2 separate regions of the Mus musculus genome follow, and region 1 is linked to region 2. Evidence: chromatin loops called from intact Hi-C (ENCODE). Cell type or tissue: left cerebral cortex. All regions are shown on one strand. Each heading gives the region's core, and the rest is flanking DNA. Links, peaks and the distances in the headings are about the cores only.

Evidence for each region. Peaks named below come from ENCODE experiments on the same cell type or tissue, not always from the same donor. Only the 100,000 strongest peaks of a DNase experiment are listed, where the experiment ranks them.
Region 1: it touches region 2 in a loop (2.2-fold over the local background); 1 of 42 quality-filtered maps calls a loop at or near these places.

What each region holds. Positions count from the first base shown.
Region 1 is chr2:7,047,145-7,052,580 of GRCm38, reverse strand. It overlaps a transcript of Celf2 not described here. Among named protein-coding and RNA genes, the nearest start is that of 5031426D15Rik, 120 kb to the right of the region's middle. In left cerebral cortex, for the core only: a CTCF peak has its summit at 2,216; a DNase peak (open chromatin) is centred at 1,288; H3K27ac peaks cover 2,090 bases.
Region 2 is chr2:6,882,430-6,887,865 of GRCm38, reverse strand. Celf2 (CUGBP, Elav-like family member 2) reads left to right here and starts at 2,870. Exons shown (of 14, transcript NM_001110228.1): 1 at 2,870-3,014. The coding sequence starts at 2,908. In left cerebral cortex, for the core only: no CTCF peak of the experiment used is centred there; DNase peaks (open chromatin) are centred at 3,074 and 3,221; H3K4me3 peaks cover 2,958 bases; H3K27ac peaks cover 3,794 bases.

The DNA.
Region 1 (5,436 bases), core at 271-5,270, 160 kb before region 2:
CCCATATCCAAGTTAGCGTTTAAAGGCTGGAGTGGTTACAATGTATCAGAATTTGCACAAATATGTCATGTAAGCAAAAGAGGCCCTGCTTTCCTCTTAGGGCATATGATAAATAGGCACAAAGACACACAAAGAACAGTTGAAAACCCAGCCCTAGATTGGATAGATTTTAGCTACCCCTCTCAGTGCTGTGATAAAATAGCTGAGGAAAGTAACTAGAGGAGGTCGCGTTTGTTTCTCCTCACAGTTTGATTGGTGTGCAGCAGCATGGCTAGGGAAGCATGCGCAGTGGGAGGGGTGTGTCACATTGTTTCCGAGTTAGGAAGCAGTGATAGGAGTGCTGTTGAGGAGGCACTGCAGGGACATTAGCTGCTATACAAACTACTACCTAGGATTATCTGACTGGGTTGGGAATGTTGGAGTCCCCATCAAGGAAAATAGTCCTAGATAGAGCCATACCCCTCTGCAGGAGCTCTCCCTGGGGAACACGCTGGCAAAGTGTCTTTATGCTTCAGTTGGTTTGTATGGGGACGAGAGGTAGGAGAGCGTTCTGGGGATGACACCCACAGGTCATCCTACAGCCCACCGCTATCTTTTATCTTTTTTCTTTTTTCTTTGAGATAATGTCTCAGGTTGACCCATTCTGTGGCCCAGACAAATCTTGAATTCTTTGCAGTCCTCCTGTCTCATACTCTCTGGTATTACAGGAGATTATAGACCTGTGCCACCAGGGATGAATGTATATATGTATATAATTTTCCCATATATTAATTTTAGAATAGTTGTAGGTTTATAGAAAAACCGCACAAGTAGTAAAATGTCTTCATACTCAAAATTAATGAATTAAGATTAACACATTATTACCTACAGCCCACAATTGATTGAGATTTTTCTCTGAGTTCTTTCTTAATGTCCTCTTTCTGTGCCAACATCCCCTTTAGGGCCCCAATTTACTCAGGTGTAGTGGCTCCTGAACCCCCTCTTAGGCTTCTCAAACTTTCTTCATGTCGTATGATCTTGGCAACTTTAAATACTGGTTCAATATTTTGTAAAGAGTCCCTCTCTTGATAACTAATATGTTCCTCATGGTTGCACTGAGATTATGAAGAAGGAGGGACAAAGGAACAGCACAGAGCAAGGATGCACACCTTTTAACTCTTGGTGTTGACTTTAATCACTCAAAAGTCATCGCTTTTCTCCATTAAACTGTTATTTGTTTTTTCTCTTTCCATACTGAGCTCTGTGCTCAGTATGAACAAGCTGCTCATATTTAAGGAGTTCGGAGTCATGACTCACCCACCTGTGGGCGGATTACCTATAAATAGTATTTGTAATTCTTCTAAATGGGAGCTATATCTCTTGTGTTCCTTTTATTTAGTTGTTAAGTTATGTCAGCATAGTCTCGTGGTATGTATTTTAAACTTTGGATCATGATCTAATATTACTCTGATTATTTTATTGCTCAACGATTTGACCATAGGGAGCTATTATTCAGTTATCTGCTATATATTCCTTCTTCAACATAAGCCCTTGTGGGATTTGTTTGTTGTTATATTTTAAGTACTTCTTTCTATTCTTGATAGATACATGGTTGTATGATAGATGATTGATAGATAGATAGATAGATAGATAGATAGATAGATACATATAGATAGATAGATAGATAGATAGATACATATAGATAGATAGATAGATGATAGATAGATGATATAGATGATAGCTATATAGATATTTTATCTATTTCCCACTCTATATTAGAATTGGTATTTATCTGAAGAGCCCTGGCTCCATTGATTAGAGAACAGTTCTAAGCACCAAACATACTCATTGATATTAGATTTTCATGATGGACTGTCACTATGTCCAAGGCTTCCTCAGTTGATGGCACATTTGGAAATGGATGTGCATATGCACCCTTCCCTCTCTCTCTGTGTGCGTGTGTGCTTGATTATTTATAACCGTATCTACTTGCTACTTTTCTTATTGCTGGGATGCAGCAATGATTAGAAGCATTGTAAAAGGGAAATGGCTTATTCTGCCTTACAGTTCAAGGAAAATATTTCATCATGACGGGAAAGGAGCAGTGCACCCCTGCCTGGGAGACAGAGAGTGAGCAGAAAGTTGGGCTGGGTTGTAAAATTTCAAGCTGCTCTCCCAAAGACTCACTCTTCCAGCTAGATTCCACCTCCTAAGGGCTCATAATCTTCCCAAACAGCACCTCCAGCAGGGCACACTGGGGAACATTTCACATTCAAACCACACCAGTTATGTCAATAGTAAGATAACCATGTTTCATGTTTCGTGATGATGTTGCCAATCTTAACCCATTACTTTCTCTCCTTGCATAACTAGAATTTGTCATGCTTCCAAAAAGCCCCCTGGTGCTCCTGTGCCACCCGTTGTCTTAAGTGTATAATCTCATATATGAGGTGTTTTCAGAATATTAATTAATCTACTCCTAGCTCCCATTGGGAAGCCTTTGATCAGCTAGAACACGATCTTATTTATACTTCCTTTCATCTCCTTTCCTGACATATTGTCCCCTTCCCACAACCATGTAAGGTAGAGTTTCCATCACCATCCTCTGTGGTGAAATTACCTTAAAGGCTTACTGCTGATCATTCATTTGTCATAGTCTGCATTTCATCTTGGGATTCCCCATGTCTTCTAAAATATTTTTTCTGAAATGTGCACAAATAGAGGTTCACTCTTTGTGTTCTCTCTTTGTTCTTTGGGTTTTGATAAATACAGTATCATATATCCACCATTATAGTATCTTACAGATACACATAATTAAAATAAATAAATCTATTAAATATAATTATTAAATCATAAGTGATATAGAAGTTTCATGAGTCTTGTATTTAGGTATTTTTACATTTGTTTGTGTGTGTGTGTGTGTGTGTGTGTGTGTGTATTCACACATACAAGCACATGTAACCAGTGTGTGCACACATATGCACAAGCATGCCCAGACACACATATAGAGGTCAAAAGATGAGCAAAAAAAAATGAGTTGTCCTCTTCTAAATTATGTGAATTATAGAAAGTAAATGGCTCATTTAGATTGTTGGCAAGCAGCTTTGCCTGTTGAGCAATCTCAACAGTCCATAATATGTTCGTTCTATCTCTGTCTAGGCCAATAACCAGTGTTTCCATTGTGTCATTTGCTTTATTGGATTGTGTTTGGACTGCATTTGTCTCAGACTTTGAGTCTCTTCTATTGATCCATACCTCTATTCCTCTACCGAGATCCCAATTTGGTTACTATAGCTTAATAGTAAGTTTTGAAATCAAATGGTTTGACTCCTCCAATCATGTATTTCTTCTTCAGTATCATTTTGACTTTTCTGGTTTCACATTTTTATTTAAACATTAGAATACTTTATTGATAGACACAACAATAACTTGCAGTAATTCTTACTGAGTTTTCATTAAATCTCCAAACAAGGTGGAAAGAAATGACATCCCACTGATAATGGGGCCTTCAAACTACAGCCAGAGACACCACTGCTCCACTTTCTCGATTCTTTAATTGTTTTGATTGATGCTTTTTATTCTTCTACACAAGGGCTCTGTATTTTTTTTTAATTTTATAGTTGAGTAGTTTGTTTTGTCTTTGGTGACATTAAAAATGGCATATCTAAATTTCAGCTTCTCATTGTTTAGTGACATGTGGGGACACATCAGCTTTCTGTCTTGCCCTGGTGTCCAATAATGTTGTATTTGCTGATAACCTCCATCTGCAAACTCTGACTTTCTACCAAGACAATCATGACATCAAGTTCACAGTCAATTTTATTTAATTCCATCTAACCTGCATAGCTTTATTCTTTTCTTCTTCTAGTCAACATCCAGTATGATGTTGGGTTCAAATTATGAGGGGAATATCCTTATCATCTTCCCAATCTCAAAGGGAAAGTGTCTGTTATTTTATAAATATCAGTTGTGGGGTGTGTGCATAAATATGTACATGTGTGTGCATATGTGTCTATGCATGGTTTTGAATATATATATATATATATATATATATATATATATATATATATATGTAATTTCTGTATGTGTGCCTCTGTGTGTGTGCATGTCTGTACATACTGTGTTATTTATCAAAATTAAGATTTTTTTTCCTTCAGCCTAATTGTTTAAGGAATTTTCTTTTCATAAATGGATATTAGAATTTTGAAATGCTTTTTCTACATCAACCAATGTGACCCTGTGATCTTCCTGCTACATTTTGTGGATATGGTAGGTTAGCTTGGTGTATATGCTTTTAATTTACAATCTGGCTTGCATATCTGGAATATACCTCAGTTGGCCATGGCAAATAGATCTTATGTGCCTTTATAAAGTCTGATTTGCTAATATCACATTGAAGCTTTTCACATGTATAGTCATGAAAGATAATTGGTTTATTTTCATCCTTTTTTAATACTGTACCTTTCTGGCTGTGATCTCAATTAAATATTAATGCAAGTCTCATGGGATGCACTTGGAAGTGTTCCCTTAGCCTATAATTTTTAGAAGATAATGTCGAGAAGTGCTATAATCTCTCAAGTAAATGCTTGGTGGTGTTGGCCAGCGGATCTGCCTTGACCCGCTAGGCTATTTTGTATGGCTGTAGAATGTTTTTATTCATTGATTAGGTAGGACTTTTAAGGTTGTCTCTTTTCTGTGATTTTAGTTACTTTGTGTCTTTGATGAAATTGGTTCATTATCACCCAGTTGGAGCCGTAGAATTTGTTTCTAGTGCTTTTTGTATTTGTCCTCTTAATGACCACTGAAACTGGAATGCTAACCCTCCTCTCACTTCCGACACTGTCTGCTCATTCATTCTACTTTCTTCTCACCTAGCTACAGGTTTAACTGGTTATTGAACTTTTCAGCAGTGAACCTCTGGGGTTCACTCAGCTTCTACCTTGCTCCCATGTTTCCAGTCACTTATTTCTACTCTTGTTTTGTGATGACTTCTTTTCTTGTGTCTGCTTTGCAAATCTTCTTTCTTTGGTTTCATAACATGGAAACGGATGTTATTAATGTTAGATGGTCCATCGGTTCACCTCCTATGTGTATTGATGCTATCTGTTGCCCTCTGAGTGCAGCTTTGGCTGAACATAGATGCTGTCCTTTCTCTTACTACCACTTTGGCTGCATAGCCACATTTTTCCAAGTTGTCTGTTATTAATTTAGATTTTAGTTCTAGTATGGTCTGAAAAGTCCACTTTGTATGTCTATTATGTGCTATGAGTCACAATATGTGCTCTCCGTTGGTAAGTGTTCTGTGTAAGCATAGGACAATGTTGCATGATATACTCTACAAATGCCTTTTTTACAGTGACTAGTAATGCTTTTGGCATTATCTTTGCCATTACTGGTTTTCTTCCTTCTTGAGCTGCTCATTATGACAGAGATATTAAAGTACTGACTGTGGTTTGA
Region 2 (5,436 bases), core at 276-5,275:
TGTAATAAAGTTTGAAATGAATTGATGTAAAACTGGTATCAGAGGAGGAACCTTTTAACCAAGTTTCCATTACCTTGGCATCCTTCCTCTCTGACTGCTACTCTCACATGAAGAGAGTGTCAGATACAGCACACTGACTGCTCCTTAAAGGCCACGCCCTGCCTCGTGTGTCTAGCGGCCATACTCTGTGTCAAGGGTGCAGTAGACAGAGTTCCCAAGCTTGGTCATTACTGCAGCTCTGTAGGCAAGTCACTTGAACTTTTTAGGTGAGAGTGTGACATTATGCCACCTCTGTCAATGTTGTGGGATGGATAAATACAAAGAGACTTTGAAATTTAGAGCACAATAGTGTGGAAGGAACATTTATGAGTTGTCATCTGTGCCAACTCATGCCTAAAGTGGGAGCATTTTCTCATATTTGTGAAAGAAACTGCGTATCTTGGAAAATACAATCCCTTTCCCCACCTTGTTTCAATGGCTAGAAGGGAATTCGTTTCTTAACAAATTTTCATTGGATCAATATTCAATAAGAGGACTCAAACAGAGAGAAAGATGGTCTATTGGATGTGTAAGGAAGAACAGAGGTTAATTCAGTGTACACTTGAAATCACAAACTTCCTATACCATATGCAAATATTACAAGTAGCAAACATGTTCTATTCACTCATTCTATAATCCCACATTCAGCCCATGCAGCTGGAGGGCATAAGGTCCTCGGTCATCGTAGTAGAATTGGGATAAGTAATAAGCCCTTACATCAGTAGTGTCCTTATTATTTAGGCCTCAAGACTAAAAAGTAAGTGGATAGATATAAATGATTTAGTGGTTTGGTTCAATTCTGGCCACTACTACTATGGATCCATAATTCATTGAAATGTCAGGAGAGCTGCATGGATACCAGGGCAGCAGCCTAAGCCTCACAGTTCTACTTTCCCTGTCAGACAAACTCACAGCAGATGTCCATGCGACCATTCACTTTTTATTAATATTTGCACTGACCAAACACACCCAGTTTCACAGGCTCTTCACGTGCTTTAAAATAAATTAGCAGTTGGTGGCTCCATTTAACTACAGGGCAAAGAGAGCTACAGGGAGGTCAAGAGCCTTCTGCTCTGACACTCCCACAAGCCATAAGGGGAAGAAGGTCACAGTCTATTTCCTCAAGGTCTCTCCAGTTCCAAGTTCATTTACATGAACTTTTCCCACTTCAAAGGAGCATGTTGCATTTCATACAGTAGCCTTCCCTGGCAAGGTCATTCCTTCTCATATGTTCACTTGGTGATTTTCATATCGTGTAATGAAGCAAAGACCTGGGATGATGGAGTTGTCCTTAAGATGAGGCTCTTGTTTTGGGACTTGATCTTTGTCAAGTGGTTTGCCATGTCTTAGTGATGTGTAGAAATGGGAATGGCAGTTGTCTATCCTTTCTTTGTTTCCATAGTCTAGGATGCACCAGTCAGGAATGTTGTGTAGCAGAGCCTGAGGAACTCTTCCCTCTACACTCTCCCCAGATCTCCCGACTGTGGATAAGACCAAGTTCAAAAGTCAGAGATCTTACAAGATACTGGGTATATTATTTAAGGTCCTCAAATATGGGGGAGAACAAAACCCACCATCATTTTCTTCACTCTTAGTCCCGGTTATATTTCAAGTCCAGAATTTTACTAGGAAAGATACACTTTGTGCCGATATAGGATGGGGTGAGCATTCAGGATTCACACCAGTCTTTGTTGACTCAGGTCTGTTTTGAAATGTTCTAGGTTATTCCATAGAAAGTGAGGGTTTTCCCAACTTCCAAGGTCAGTGTGCATCCCCTGGAGTGACGTCCGAACTTGCCCTTTTGGATGACTATGTGTGCAGTCCATAGAGTTCTCTCTCTCTCTCTCTCTCTCTCTCTCTCTCTCTCTCTCTCTCTCTCTGTGTGTGTGTGTGTGTGTGTGTGTGTGTGTGTGTGTGTGTGTGCTTAACTTACTGTTTGACTTCCTAGTTATTTATGGAATGATTCCTACTCAAAGAAACAGAAAGGGGAATGTGTATTTTCTCTGGTCCACTTTATGTTCAAAGGCTCAAGAATATAGTGAAGCAGAGTAGCAAATTTTCTTGTTTTGGGGAAAAAAAGCCACTCATTAGCCTTTCAGGAATGAAGCTGCTGTATCTGTCAATTACGCATTCAGTGCGACCAAACAATCTTTGTGTTGCCTGCTGGCTTTGATGCCTGGATTCTGGTGAATGAAGCTCTTAATTTATAAGAACTCTGGCATACAGAGAGTTAAAACACTTCCCAGTTTCTTAGCCTCTGTTCTCTGCATCTATGGTCCAGGGTGAGGCTGAGGGTCTTGACCTTGTCACTCTTTCTAAGGACAAGAGGAGAGGAACAGATGAATCCAACTGTGAATGCAGTGTCCCAGAAAAGAGAGGCAAAAATCCTTTTGAGCACACTGACCTGTTCAAATCTCAGTCCTCTGGGATGCTCTGCTGATAGTTGATAGTGAACTGTGCTGTGAGATTGGTTTTGCTAACATACACACACACACACACACACACACACACACACACACACACACACACATATATATATATATGAAATCACATGTCACTGAGTTGCTTAAAATCTTCCCAGTTTTTAAGATGGTAATTAGGAGATCCAATGCCAGGCTTGAGTGCATGCAAACAAGCTCTCTCTAGAAGACACAGCACACCAGTGCAAAAACATGCCTAGATAACATAACTTGTCGGAGAGGATTATTTCTTCCCAGTGAGTCTGCAGGAGCCCTTTTCTGTACTATTCAGCATTTGAGAGGAGAGAGGGAGAGAGAGAGAGAGAGAGAGAGAGAGAGAGAGAGAGAGAGAGAGAGAGAGAGAGAGAGAGGAGAGGGGGCGCATTAGTGAATAGCGACTGTGGCATTGATGTTTGAGCGCACTTCTGAACTGGCTTTTGTTGAGACTATCAGTGTAGAAAGCATGCGCTGTCCCAAATCCGCTGTTACTATGAGAAATGAGGAGCTGCTTTTAAGGTATGTTGTTGGGTCCTTTGTTTTTAACATAGGCTTTTCTAGTTTTGAGAGCTGGTGGAGACGCCAATCTTGCCCTGAATCAAGCAGCTTCCTTATCTTAGAAGAGAAAGAGAGAGAAAAAAGAATCTAAACAGAGAGAGGGAAATGAAATTGAGACCAAGAGATTGGGAGGGAGAGCGAGCAAGCCAGGGAGAGAAAGGAGAAGGACTGCTGTGAGGGAGTTGTGTGTGTACTAGTTGTCTTTTGAAAGCAGACCATGCATTTGCTCCCCGCTACCTATGAGCAGCCAGTGGATGTTTTAAGGGTTCCGAATCTGGCTGTTGGTTCGTCTTTTCCTTTGCAATGTCTAAGCCTCTTTCATTATTATGCACTCTGCATGGAATAATCATCGAAAAAGGAGCTGAGGAGACTCCATATTAGACTTGCGTTCCAAATACCACTCTAATCTGGACTTAGACACCTAAATAGTCCTCTCGTGTTATCAGGTTTGGATCACTTTATCCTGCTTGCCAAAATGTGTACCTGTTTGGAGACCTCTGTTCATGCATGGCGTCCTGGGTCCTCTTGTGCGGGAAAGCAGATACCTGCTTCCTGCATGGGTGGTGGGGTTCTATCATAGACCGAGAAGGAGACACAGCTGACCTTTTGGGAAGCGGAGAGAGAATTATGATAGAATTGGCATCCTGCTTTTAAAAATGCAGTCTTTTGTTTATTTGCTAGCAGACATTGTAGCACTGAATACATCTTTGGGTCTGACAATGGGACCGGTGGAACAATGGAGCTGTCAAACTAGCTTAATGCATGTCTGGGGCTGGTTTTCTGTTTGTTTGTTTTTTTTTTCCAGCACCCCCTTTTATCTCCTATAATCTTGTTGTGTGGACTATCAGAGGGAAGCTTTGGGTCTGCTTATTTGTGGTTTTATGCTTTTAAAAATTTATTATCTGCCGTTCTCAGAGCTTTTTGCATTTTGCAGTTATGTTGGCTGGATTAAGTTAGAGATTTATGGCTTGCCTCTCTGTTAACTACAGAAAGAAAACTTATTGATTGAGGATGCTTGTAATACTATTATCATTGTGGCAAATGCCTTGTTGATCAGACCTGCTTCTACAGTATTTACCGCCGAGGATTTTAAATGCTCCCTTTTTTTGGACCTAGGGAATGTAGCATAAAAGAGAAGTTAAGAAGGACATACTTAATGCTCAAGTAATCAGTATTCCTAGTTTTTAGCTTCCCCTTTGGCATCCACAGACAAGCAGTTTAGAAATCCAAGAATAAGAACTTTTGCCTTTCCAATTTTGGTCACCAACTATTGTTCTGTTACTTTGTTAAGTGAAAGGTTTCGATGGAATATATTGATCTTTGATTTGATGTTTATATTCTTACAAACTGCATTTCTATGAAAGGCAAGTATTTCACGTGTATTCGGATGCCCTTCATTTCATAAGATAAACTGGTTTCTAAGGTGAAAATACTGTAGGAGAGAATATGGAAAAATCTGGTTCAAACTTCTCAAATGCTGAAACCATTTTTATTCCACACTGGATGTAAAATAACTGAAATTAAAATAATAAGTAATAGATTTACATGAAAATCCTCTTTTAAGGTTGATGTCTATAAAGAATATATATTTATAGTGTTTTAGTGTTTTTGCTTAATGAACCGTTTGTGCCAGATCAATATTATGAGATATGTATTAGTAAGTTCATAGACTAAAACCGAGAGCCCAATATGAGAAACAAAAGGGGAGTTGTTTCAATGAATAAAATAAAAGATAAAATTGGTTTCAAATATTTCCTGATAGAGTTTGGTACAAATTAGGGATGTCCCTCATTAATAAGGAAGGACATACATGTATTACTTATAAAAACACAAGTATGAAGTACTAATTATTCCTTAGATTCAGAGACAAACTTAAGTTGAAATATTATTAAATACTTATTGTATAATTATTTACCTAAATGTTATCGGCTAACCAGAATTGCCTTTGCAAGTTGAGATTTCCTACCGGTAATATTTCCAGAGCTTAGGTACACCAAAGCATATGTGTGTGGTGTAATAATATTCTTCAAGTTATCCATTGTGAATAGAGTGGGTTTTAAAGGCATGCTTGTTATGTTCTCTCGGTTCCAATGGGATCTGAACTGCTCCTTGCTTTGGGTATAGCAATAATTGCTTTCAGGATGAGCTCATAAAAGGTAATGGGTAAGGCTTCATATCCGAGGCTAACCAACTGTTACCAACACACCCCAGTTCTGCTTTCACCGAAAAAAAAAATTTCATTCTAAAACACAGTGTGTGTGTGTGTGTGTGTGTGTGTGTGTGTGTGTGTGTGTGTGTGGTCTAAGAAAAAAGCAGTCTTCCATGCTTGCTAGATGCTTGTCAGGAACTCATTTAAATAAAGAAGTCACTCGGAGACCACCGT